Linked DNA regions of Homo sapiens: region 1 is linked to region 2. A link is a contact called in ENCODE Hi-C or POLR2A ChIA-PET data. All regions are on one chromosome and are shown on one strand. Each heading gives the region's core, a stretch centred on a gene start or an enhancer-like site at or near the end of the contact. The rest is flanking DNA. Distances are from core to core; before and after follow the strand shown. Region 1 holds the start of LINC02017 (long intergenic non-protein coding RNA 2017). Region 2 holds the start of LRTM1 (leucine rich repeat transmembrane protein 1).

The links. A loop is a pair of places that touch in the nucleus more often than their neighbours do. ChIA-PET counts read pairs that join two places held with the same protein, here RNA polymerase II (POLR2A). Pooled maps may share reads with other maps.
Region 1: a loop to region 2 is called in a pooled map of adrenal gland, with 4 times the contacts of the local background. The contact joins the promoter of LINC02017 here to the promoter of LRTM1 in region 2. A Hi-C loop is called at or near these places in 3 of 168 maps with a recorded cell type or tissue (CD14-positive monocyte, dorsolateral prefrontal cortex and heart left ventricle) and 4 of 50 pooled maps. POLR2A ChIA-PET finds 5 or more read pairs at or near these places in 2 of 52 experiments (BJ and WTC11).

The regions. Positions count from the first base shown.
Region 1 is chr3:55,176,782-55,181,964 of GRCh38, forward strand. LINC02017 (long intergenic non-protein coding RNA 2017) reads left to right here and starts at 1,391. Exons shown (of 3, transcript NR_147142.1): 1 at 1,391-1,635. All of the region lies in intron 2 of LOC124906243 (a long non-coding RNA gene), which reads right to left.
Region 2 is chr3:54,925,222-54,930,300 of GRCh38, forward strand. It overlaps LRTM1 (leucine rich repeat transmembrane protein 1), which reads right to left and starts at 2,838. Exons shown (of 3, transcript NM_020678.4): 1 at 2,684-2,838. The coding sequence starts at 2,690. The region is part of intron 27 of CACNA2D3 (calcium voltage-gated channel auxiliary subunit alpha2delta 3); the gene reads left to right.

The DNA of each region.
Region 1 (5,183 bases), core at 141-2,640, 250 kb after region 2:
TGACCTAATCACCTCTTAGTGGTCTCACCTCTCAGCACTGTTACATTAGGGATTAAATTTCCAACACATGAATTTTGGGGGACACATTCAAACCATAGTAATATCAGAAAAAATGGCCATAGTTTCCAACAAAGTTATCTGACATTATTTTGGTAAAAGTTTTCTGGCTCAGAGCGATTGTTTTTTCCATTGAGTAAAATTTCAGTGACACTCTATTTGCATAAAATTATTCATAAATACCATCTGTTTATCAATTAAAATGAAAAATACTGTTGTTACTAGATTAGAGTATTTGATTTTGATAAGACATGTAATGTATACACTGTCTAGAGGCTAGGAATATATCTATGTGATTTCTGCACTCAGAAATCAGGGCCATAATAAAGAAGATCACCTTGGCAAGCTCCACAGTATGGTTTTTATTAGTATTTCCTATGTTTGTGGTATAGAAGGAAAATACATCTATGCCTACAAATCGAATCTCATTGACCTAAAATATTGCTTGCTTATTAAAAAGTCCAAATTAAAACAAAACAAATTGAATTTACAGACAATTTTCTCAGTCATAGATTGATTCTGCCTTATTTTTCTTATTTGATGTGTGTTTTAACAAACCATTTAAAATTCCTAACACTATTAAGATGTCTTTTTACGTGCCTGTGACATTACCTGGGAGAATTCAGCTACATGAACATGAAGCTCTAATATTTTATAATTCAAGAATCCAAAAACAATTTTTTTCCTAAAAACAACCAAAAAGGGCATATTTTAAGAATAAATAAATAAAAATATCAGTGCATCATTGGGATATTTTATGTTAAAGCTAGCCATGGCAGATCTTTCTGTGATGTTAATAATTGGTTTCTGATATATCTTGTGTGTGTGTGTGTGTTTTTTTAACTCATTTTCTTGTATCTAAAATAAACTTATTTAAGACACAAATGTCCTGCTTAAGCTTAGGCACTTTGGGTGTTTTGAGTCAAACGTTGCATTATCAAATATTATTTCTCTACATCTCTGATAGTTCAATATATTTTTAAAATTACCTTCCTTGTCTCAGAGAGAAAACTCTTTCTCCTTACATTCCAACAATTGTTCTGTGAAAGCTCAGTGTTCACTGGAGACAGGATAAGGGTTTCTGATAGATCGACCTGGCTTGTACCCAGCACTGCAGGCTCTTGCCTGCACTGCTGGGACCTAGGGCTGGTAGAGCTGTAACTGCACAGAGAAGACTGCCTGCTTCTTATAGGTTGGTTGTCGCTGTCTGGAAGAGTTTAGCGCTGCTCTGCATCTTCTGCCTCACCTGAAATCCTACGTGTATCCTATGCCGTTCCTATGAAACCAGTTTAGAACACCAAACATACCACCCACAGTTTAACCCTTTTTGGCACTCTTAGAAGCCCAAGCACAGAGTTCGGAGAAATGTGAGCACCTGTATGAAGAGAAGATGGGTACAAAGGAATGAGTGGGGGTTCCTCTTCACCATCCCTAAAACTGTGGCAGTATTTAGCAGCATCATTGATGAGGCTGGTCTCAGAACTGTGCAAACATCTGCCCTGCCTGGCCTCTCAATGAAAAAGCTTCTACCTCTTAACAGGTATTTCCACCAACTCGCTGGCCACCTCCCTGTTACAGGTTAGTAAACTGATCAAGCCTTTTATTTGAAAACATGAGGAGACACCTCCTTAGTTAAATAATAAAGAAAAGTCAAGATACCAAACACATGCCGAGGAATGAAATAGCTACATCAGCATAACAGATTCTGAGGCAGCATTAGATTCTTTCTGGGCATGTACGCAGTTTCAATTGAGTGTTCATTTTCCCTGCCACTCAATTTTCCATCCTGAGTTAAATGTCTAAAGGTAGAAGACAGACAAAGATGATTTCCCAAGGTTGCTTCCAGCTTCTAGATCTTGGTGCCTAGAGTTTAAATTATTTTGTTCTTAAAGTGGAACAGCTTATTTCTAAAACATTAAATGTATGATACAGCAGAAGAGTTAATAGTCCTTGAATTTATTACCTCCTTCCCCCTTTCAAGAAATATCTGACATTCTCTTCCAGAGCAGGGGTAATAACCTCATTCCTCTCAGGATCCACAGTGCTAGGCTTAAAGTGGGGGTCTAGCATATTCTGAACTGACTTGAAATCACACATTTGGATCACTTAATAGTTAAGTTCCTACAAACGTTTGGCATCCAAAGAGGGCCGAGGATACATCTTCGAAACAGATTATTTTTAAACTATGTGGATCTATGCATCCTGATGCAGATAGATCTCCAAGAGATCTTGAGGAAAAGAAAGTGTGGAACAATACTTTCTTCATATGATTCAGATTATGTTGTTTAAAAGAGAAGCAACCCCAAACTATGTGTTTCTTTAGGTCTGTATCTCTGGATGCAGATGTATTAGAAAAACAGCAACAAAAGGAATGCTATCCAACGCACTGACGGCAGCCTCTAGGAGAGGATGGACTTGGAACTTCATCTGACCTTTGTATTTTTAACAACCAAAACTTATTAATTCAGGACTTGCGTTCCTAAAAGTAAGCAAAACGAAAAAAGGAGGTATAACAAATTTCTTATCACCAAGAGAATTCAGAAAAAATCAGCAGATAGGTCAATGTTGCATAGTTTATGAAAGCAAGGTGGAAATGCATAAAATCAGAGTGCCGTGGAAAGGATAATGTTGGGGCATTTTTCAAATGCATCTTGTTCGAATGTACTCTGAAAGGTGGTATAAATTAGCAGAAAGTCACCCTAATGCACAGCAAATGCAAAGGCAGAGAGGCATTTGAAGGAGTCACTTATTTTAAAAACAAATCTTAAAGGAACACGTTTAAGCATAGAAGTTAACATAGATGTATAATTACACTGAAAAATAATTTTCATTTTTGAAATACATTTCCTTTTTGGAATTTAACAAACAGGTGAAAGAGATTTAGACTATAAAAGGAAAATTCGATTTAAGTTTTAAAAAGTTTGATGTTAATGGTTTTTGTGGGGATTTGAAAATTATCTAAAGATTTTGATGAAAATCTCTCCACATGAATATTTAACAAAACATCTACAAAGAGAAATTTTATGTTGGTTGAAAATGGAATTTTTCCACCCACTCTATCAATATCTTTTTTCTTTATGATTTTGTTTAATTAGTATATTATTTTATTGTGAAACATTTCATGGCCAGTACAGAAAATCAGAAAGTACAAAAAGCAAAAAGGAAAAAATGAAAATATTCATAATTTAACCAGAAATATCTATCTTGGATTATGTCTTTGGCTAACCCTCTTATGCATATATGTATTCATATTAAAAACGATATTTTTCAAAAACAATGTTAACTTAATGTATTGGAACATTTTTCATGCTATTGATTATTAAATATTTTAAAACTTGGGGACAAGAAGGCATCTTGTTTATCAAAGTTTTCTAGTTGAAAATTCACTCAATAAAAATCATTTGTGATCTCAAATCACTCACTTCATTTGATCCTCCCAAAATCTGGTGAGGGAGGAGGTGCAGGCACAATTGCAGGGAATGGAGCCAGAACTGTTAACATTCCTGGTGAGACAGCAAAGTCAGAGAGTGTCCACGAACTCCCCAAGTTCATACTCAGCTGGTGAGTAAAGGAGACGGGACCTGACCCCGGGCCTCCTAATAATAAATCCCAAATCCCACCTTCTGGACTATCACACTCACATGGCTTTCTCCCTTGTACCACTCAGGATTCTGCTCAAATGGAACCTCCTCAAAACCCCTTTCCTTTCTCATCTTGTTCCTTGCCGTCTCTGTGAGGACCATGACACTAAGTTGGTTTCCACCTGTAGCCTAGCACCAAGCACAGCATCCAGTATATAGTAAATGCTCAACAAAGGTTTGCTGATCGAACACCACACCATGGTGCCACTGGATCTCAACACGACCACAGTTTGGAGAGTTGTCAAAAGAGATGATGAACATAGGCTCTGACAAGCTAGCATATCTGTTTAGGTTAATCTGAGTAAACAGACTGAATCAATGTACTGGTTGGATTAAATTAAGTTCATTATTTTCATCTCTGGGGAAAATCAATAAAACAAAAGAAGATTATGCGAAGCAGATAAAACAACCATTATTGAACTAAAAACAAACCCCAAAATAACAGCAGTTGATTTTTTAAAAAAATTCTGTTTAGTGAAGAAGCAAAAAATTAATCAATACTTTTATACTATCTAAATAACCAGATGATAGGATAGCCAGACTCTTGTCACTTCCTAATCAGCTATTTCTATGTGTATGATAGAAAATATTGGAGTACATCTTTGCAGTTTGTTTATTATTAGTTACTGTCCTTTTTAAGAATGGACCAATAGGAAAGCCCCCTAGTGGCCAGTTACCGATTACATCGCTTTTTGGTTGGCACATTGAAATTTTTTAACTAAAAACAGTCCTGTACACGGCTGCATTTCTGTTTAAGCACTGTTTGTCAAAAGCACTTTTTTTAAGAAGCCAGCTTTTCTCACAAATGTCTAAAAGTTCTACATTTGAAACATTTAGTCTCTAAGAATTCTTTGTCTTTCTCATGTTTACAAGCATAAGTAGTTCCTATATAAAGCTAAAGGAGGGCAAAAACTGTATTTCTCTATCTTCTTGACTACTTGGTCTATTTTAAACGTTTTCTTTTTTCTAACTATTTTCCCCAGTAATATTCACCCAAAGAAATGTGCAGTCAGTCTCTACTAAAACTACAAAAAATTAGCCGGGCATGGTGGCGGGCGCCTGTGGTCCCAGCTACTTGGGAGGCTGAGGCAGGAGAATGGCGTGAACCCGGGAGGCAGAGCTTGCAGTGAGCCAAGATCGTGCCACTACACTCCAGCCTGGGTGACAGAGCAAGACTCCGTCTCAAAAAAAAAAAAAAAAAAAAAAAAAAGAAATGTGCAGTCACAGTATATTACTACACATTTCATACTGAAATGTCTTTATTAATTATAAAGTTAGTCTCCAACTTAAGTTAGTCTCACTAGAATAGTAGTATAGTTTTAAGTTGATACATTTGAAAATAATTTATTTGAATAACTTCATTTTCAAAAATACATATATAATTTGAATACTGTTGGGGTAAATGTGATGTCACCAGGAATTATAATACTGAAAGAAGTTAGTTCTCAAATCTTAAAAACAAAGCAACAAAATCTCAACTTACAG
Region 2 (5,079 bases), core at 1,588-4,087:
CAAACAGAAAGAAATTGGGATAGGAACCAGTTTGTGAGGTGTGGTATCAGCACTTTTCCGCCTTTGAATTTACAGGTAATGTGCTTTCCAGCCAGGTGAAACCTTCTACAACCTGCAAGAGAGGTTCTGTCACTCACCGTCTTTAGTAGAGCCAGGCTGGTCAGAGTACATCCCCAGTGTCATTACCTTCTGCAGTCTTTGTGCCACCTATCGTCTGAAGCCTTGAGAAAGATACTCTCAGTGTCTTCTGATTCGGAAGATGGAAGACTTAGTGATATCAAATAGAAGGGTGAAAAAAAATATTTGGGGTGTATATGCCGTTTGTAGGCCACAACAGAATTATTTGGGGCCAGATGTGTAAAAGAGTGTTAGAGGATTTCAGATACTTACATTTCTGTAAAGTATGCTGCAGAACAGTGCTGTCTAATACAACTTTCTGTGATGATAGAAGTGTCCTACATCTGCTTTCCAGTATGGGAGCCAATAGCCATGTGTGGCTACCGAGCTCTTGAGATGCAACTACTGCAACCAAGGAACTGAATTTTTATTTGTATTTCATTTTAACTATTTTAAACAACAGTAGCCACATGTGGCTAATGGTTACTGTATTGGATAGGGCAGATCTAAAGCGCTGCTACGTATTGATATCCATTTTTGCCGTTGTAATTCCATGAACAAGGATAGTGTCTGCTGCTTTTTTATTCAAGATTATAAAAATATGGAAAAGCATTAAGAATAGTATAATAAATACCCATTTTCTATAATAGTTCTGCAAGTCCTTCATGGGTTATTGTACTTCCTTGATTCTTTTTTCTTTCAACTCAGAAGAGCAATGCATTACTTATGCAGTTGAACTTACTTTGATTCATGCCCAATTTCTATTTTCCAGCATAAGCCCTTTTCCTCACACCATTACTGATGTATCCCTCCAGACATTTTAAAAACAATCATTAGTAATGACAAAAATCTCAAATAAACATATAGCATGCATTTTGAGCCACCTACCATTCTAAGTGCTTTATAAATATGTATATTAATTAATCCTCATAACCTTGTAAATATGGTTCCATTATTATCCCCATTTGAAAGATGAGGAAGCTAGGCACAGAAAAGCTGAATCACTTGCCCAAGTTCACACAGAGTATTATAGTAGAGCTGTGATAAGGACCAAGGCTGTCTTCCTCCCTCCAGAGTCTGTCAGAGTTCTTATCTACTGTGCTCCACTTTTCCTCCCTCCAGAGTCTGTCAGAGTTCTTATCTACTGTGCTCCACTGCCTGTCAAATACACACACACACACACACACACACACACACACACACACACACACACACTCTGTTTTACATAACACTTTTTAAAAATCCAGATAAATGTAATCATCAATATGTCTCATTCTGCAATTTGCTCTGTTCACTGAAAACTGATCTATCCACATGGATACGTGGAAAGCTAATTCATTCCTTTTAACTGTTGTAGCATATTCCATGGTGAGAGCATGCCACATTTAGTATTAATATTTACCCCCACTCTTATGAGGGGTAGTTGAACGGTTGCAGTTTTTTTCTTCATTCTAAATGATGCTGTAAAACAGCATCCTTGTTCAGACTGCCTTGGCTGTGCAGGAACTGGGAGAGGGTCTCTGGAATCCAGAGAAATCTTCTCACAGGGCTCAGAGAGGAGATTAAGTTCACATTTTCTTAGATACTGCTCTGTCATTCACCAAAGTAGCTGTAACACTCCCTTCTTTTTTTTTGAGACTTGAATTTCAAAATATGACAAACATCTGCCAAGGGCATTTTACTATAAAGTGGTAGAGGAATTCATGAGCCACACAGTAATATCCAAAACTCAAAATAGTTATCTACTCAAAGTGGAAGCTCTTGAAAGGGGCTTTGTTTGATTGATTGTTTGCTTGCTTGCTTGTTTTGGGCCTTAACTAGGGAAATACACAGCATGGCTGTCATGCACTTGAGCCTTTTCCCCTTTCTTCCTTAAATTCTCTACTGAGGCTAACAGTGCTCTAGGGCAATAGGGAAGATGTTTAGAGAGCCTTCTGAAAGAGAGTCTTCTCAGTTTAATTTAGTTTAAGGGATGCAGAACATCACAGTCCCCTTCCCCTTTCCAGAATATCAAAGAGCAAAACCACTGTTTTCCTTTCTATAATTTTGCAAATAATCTAAATGACTCCTTTCAAAGCCAAAACATCTTCCCCTCAGTAATGAACGGACACCCCTCATTTTTAGCTGTGGGGCTCAAGCATTAATTAGTTGCAGGAAATTAATTCTTAAACCAGAGAACATGTTTGCCGCAGAATCCACTGATCTATTAATGAAAGGCTTGCCTCTCTGAGATTGTAGCCAATTTGTTCATTCTTTCTTTGGTTCCACTTTTCCCCCCAAAGGAATAATATACGAACTCCAACTACAAGCACCATGTTTCCTATGAAATGGCCCGTGACATGCCAACTACATATTCATGTCATGACTGCATACATTTCTCTCCACCCTCTTCCTCTGCACCCAACATGCGCAAACATAAATCATTCCATGCAGAGACATTTTTCATATCTGTCCAGTCTTTTAAGACAGACGACTTGAAAATAGATTTCCCGCAGATACCTTTGTGAGGGGATACCATCTTTCTCCCAGACAAGAACTTTTCCAACGGGAATTGATCAGGGCTCACCTTTCATGACTGAGTCTCCTTGGGCGTCCTTGCTGACCTCGTAGACCCTTTAATTAATGTGCAGAGCAACACACGAAGGGCATGGCAGACTCAGAGCCCAGCTTTACATTCAGTCTTTCTGAACCCTGCCCTTGCTTTTCTTCAATGCAGAAAACAGTTGTTGCTTTCAAAAGACCATTTATTTAAGCAGCCCTTCCCCTTGTCTCCATCTGGCTGGGATCAGTTTCCATAAGAGGATCTTGGGATCGTGCCCCTCTTCTTTCTTAAAATGTTGGCCTCCCCAGGATCATCCCTGCCTTTCCCATTCAGACGATGAGCCGCGTAAAGAATGTTTGTCAAACCTTGGTGAACAGCTGTAGCATTCAAACATGACCCCAGTGCCTCGGCCTTTTTGATTATTTAATCTGCTTGAAGTACAGGGCACCAAAATAAAACTGCCTTCTTAATCCGGCTGTGGCTTCTGAATTCTGTTGACTTATTAACCATGCCGGGTCACCCCTCTTTGGGTTGGGGGATGCTGGACGGGACCCTCACCTGGGGGTCGAGCAGCAGAGCCCGCAGAGTGTGTAATATGAGGACAAATTGGCCTGCTGGAGGCTGACACGGTTTGCACCGTGCACTTCTTTGGTCATCGAAGTCTTATTCAGCCAACATCTGTGGGGATTAGCTGTGTTGACAGGGTCTTGATGCCCTGAAATTCATAGCCATGGTTTCCTTTAGTGGACATCACAACCTTCCTTCTGGTGCCACAAATAACTTCTCAGCTGCTTGCTTGCTTGCTTGCTTGCTGCCCCCACACCCCACCCACTCCCCAGCCCCCGAGTTGAATTGACCTTTTGGTTAGTGTGACTTAAGAAATACTTCTTAATCTTTCTTCGTTTCCCTGATGCTGAGGTCCTGGCCCTTCCCTCACTTTTCACATATAAAACAATAAAGCCGCCCCCTGTGAGCATCAGGCGTCAGTCGACTGTGACTCTTCTCTAATTGAAGCTTCAGGGAACTTTCCCACCAGGGACTGGAACCGTTTCTTTGAATGTGGAAATCCCCTGCCATTTGCTGAGGTGGGGTTTCAACCCCTGAAGCTGCCCTTCTAGATAAAACAAAATGTTCTGCTGTGTGTAACTGTGTGTACGCTTTTATGGAAGCAGCATGAAGTGCAATCCTTGGCTCCAGGAGGTATAATTGAGCCATTGGGTTTGGGCTCTGGAATCAGGTGGGTCCAGAGTCGATATTTGGCTCCACCATCACCAGCTGCGTGTCTCCAGGCAAGTGACTTACCCACCCAGAGCCCCATCTCTGACATGGGGACAACATTAGCCCTTACTTTACCAGGCTGTGCCCAGGATTAAATATGGCAGTACACGACATGGCCCAGAGTGTCTTCATAAGTGTTCACAATTTTGCATGAGAAAGGCTTTCAGGATTTGTATGCTGCCAACTTCTGAGGACAACCTGGACCGGTCAGCAGGAGGAATGTCCTGAGGGAGGTCTTGACAGAGGGCCATGGAACCTGGCCCTTCGTGCCACTCTGCAGGTACAAAGGGAAGAGGCCCTTTGTGAATGGAAGTTGAAAACATCAAATTTTGATTATTTTCAACAACCTGTACTTTGTGGACTCTTTCATCCTTTGGCCAAGCCCCTTGTCACCCCACATAACCCAGTATATTCATCCTGCCTCTTCCAGAAAGCCCACTTTACGCAACCTGCCATCTTTTGTCCTTCTCTCCAACATTTTTTTGAGCATCACACATACAATGGGCAAAAGTCAGGTGTAGGTGACAAAGCAAGTCAGGTGATGAAGAGCCACTTAAATCTTAAGAACTCAATGATTTCTTCCCTCCTTCCTTCCAATCCCTCCTTCCTATCCATCTGTTTCAGGTGCACAGAATTTAATGACAATAATTTCCATTATTAATGGAAATACATACATAACCATCAATGGCCCCCATTAGCATTCAATCATTAATTTATCATAACACAACAAACACTTGTGAACTTAACACTCCTTCTAAGAACTAGAAAGTTACTAATAACTCATATCTACCTGTGTGCCTCTCTCTTTCCCTGGGGTCAGAAACATTTTTTTGTGAAGGCCAGATAGTAAACATTTTAGACCTTAAGAGCCATCAGTCTCCATTGCAATTATTGGACTCTGCTGTTATAGTTTGGAAACAGCCAAAGACAATACATAAATCAATGGGTGTGCCTGCATTCCAATAAAACTTTATTTACAAAAACAGGTAGAGGCATAGATCGGCCCACAGGCTGTGATCTGCAAACTCTGGTTATCCCATCCTCTGGCAACTGCTCTCACTAGTCCACCACCCCACCTGTCACCCACCCTCAACTCCCACCACCCAGGCAAACATATCCACTCTCCTGTTGCCTCATCTATC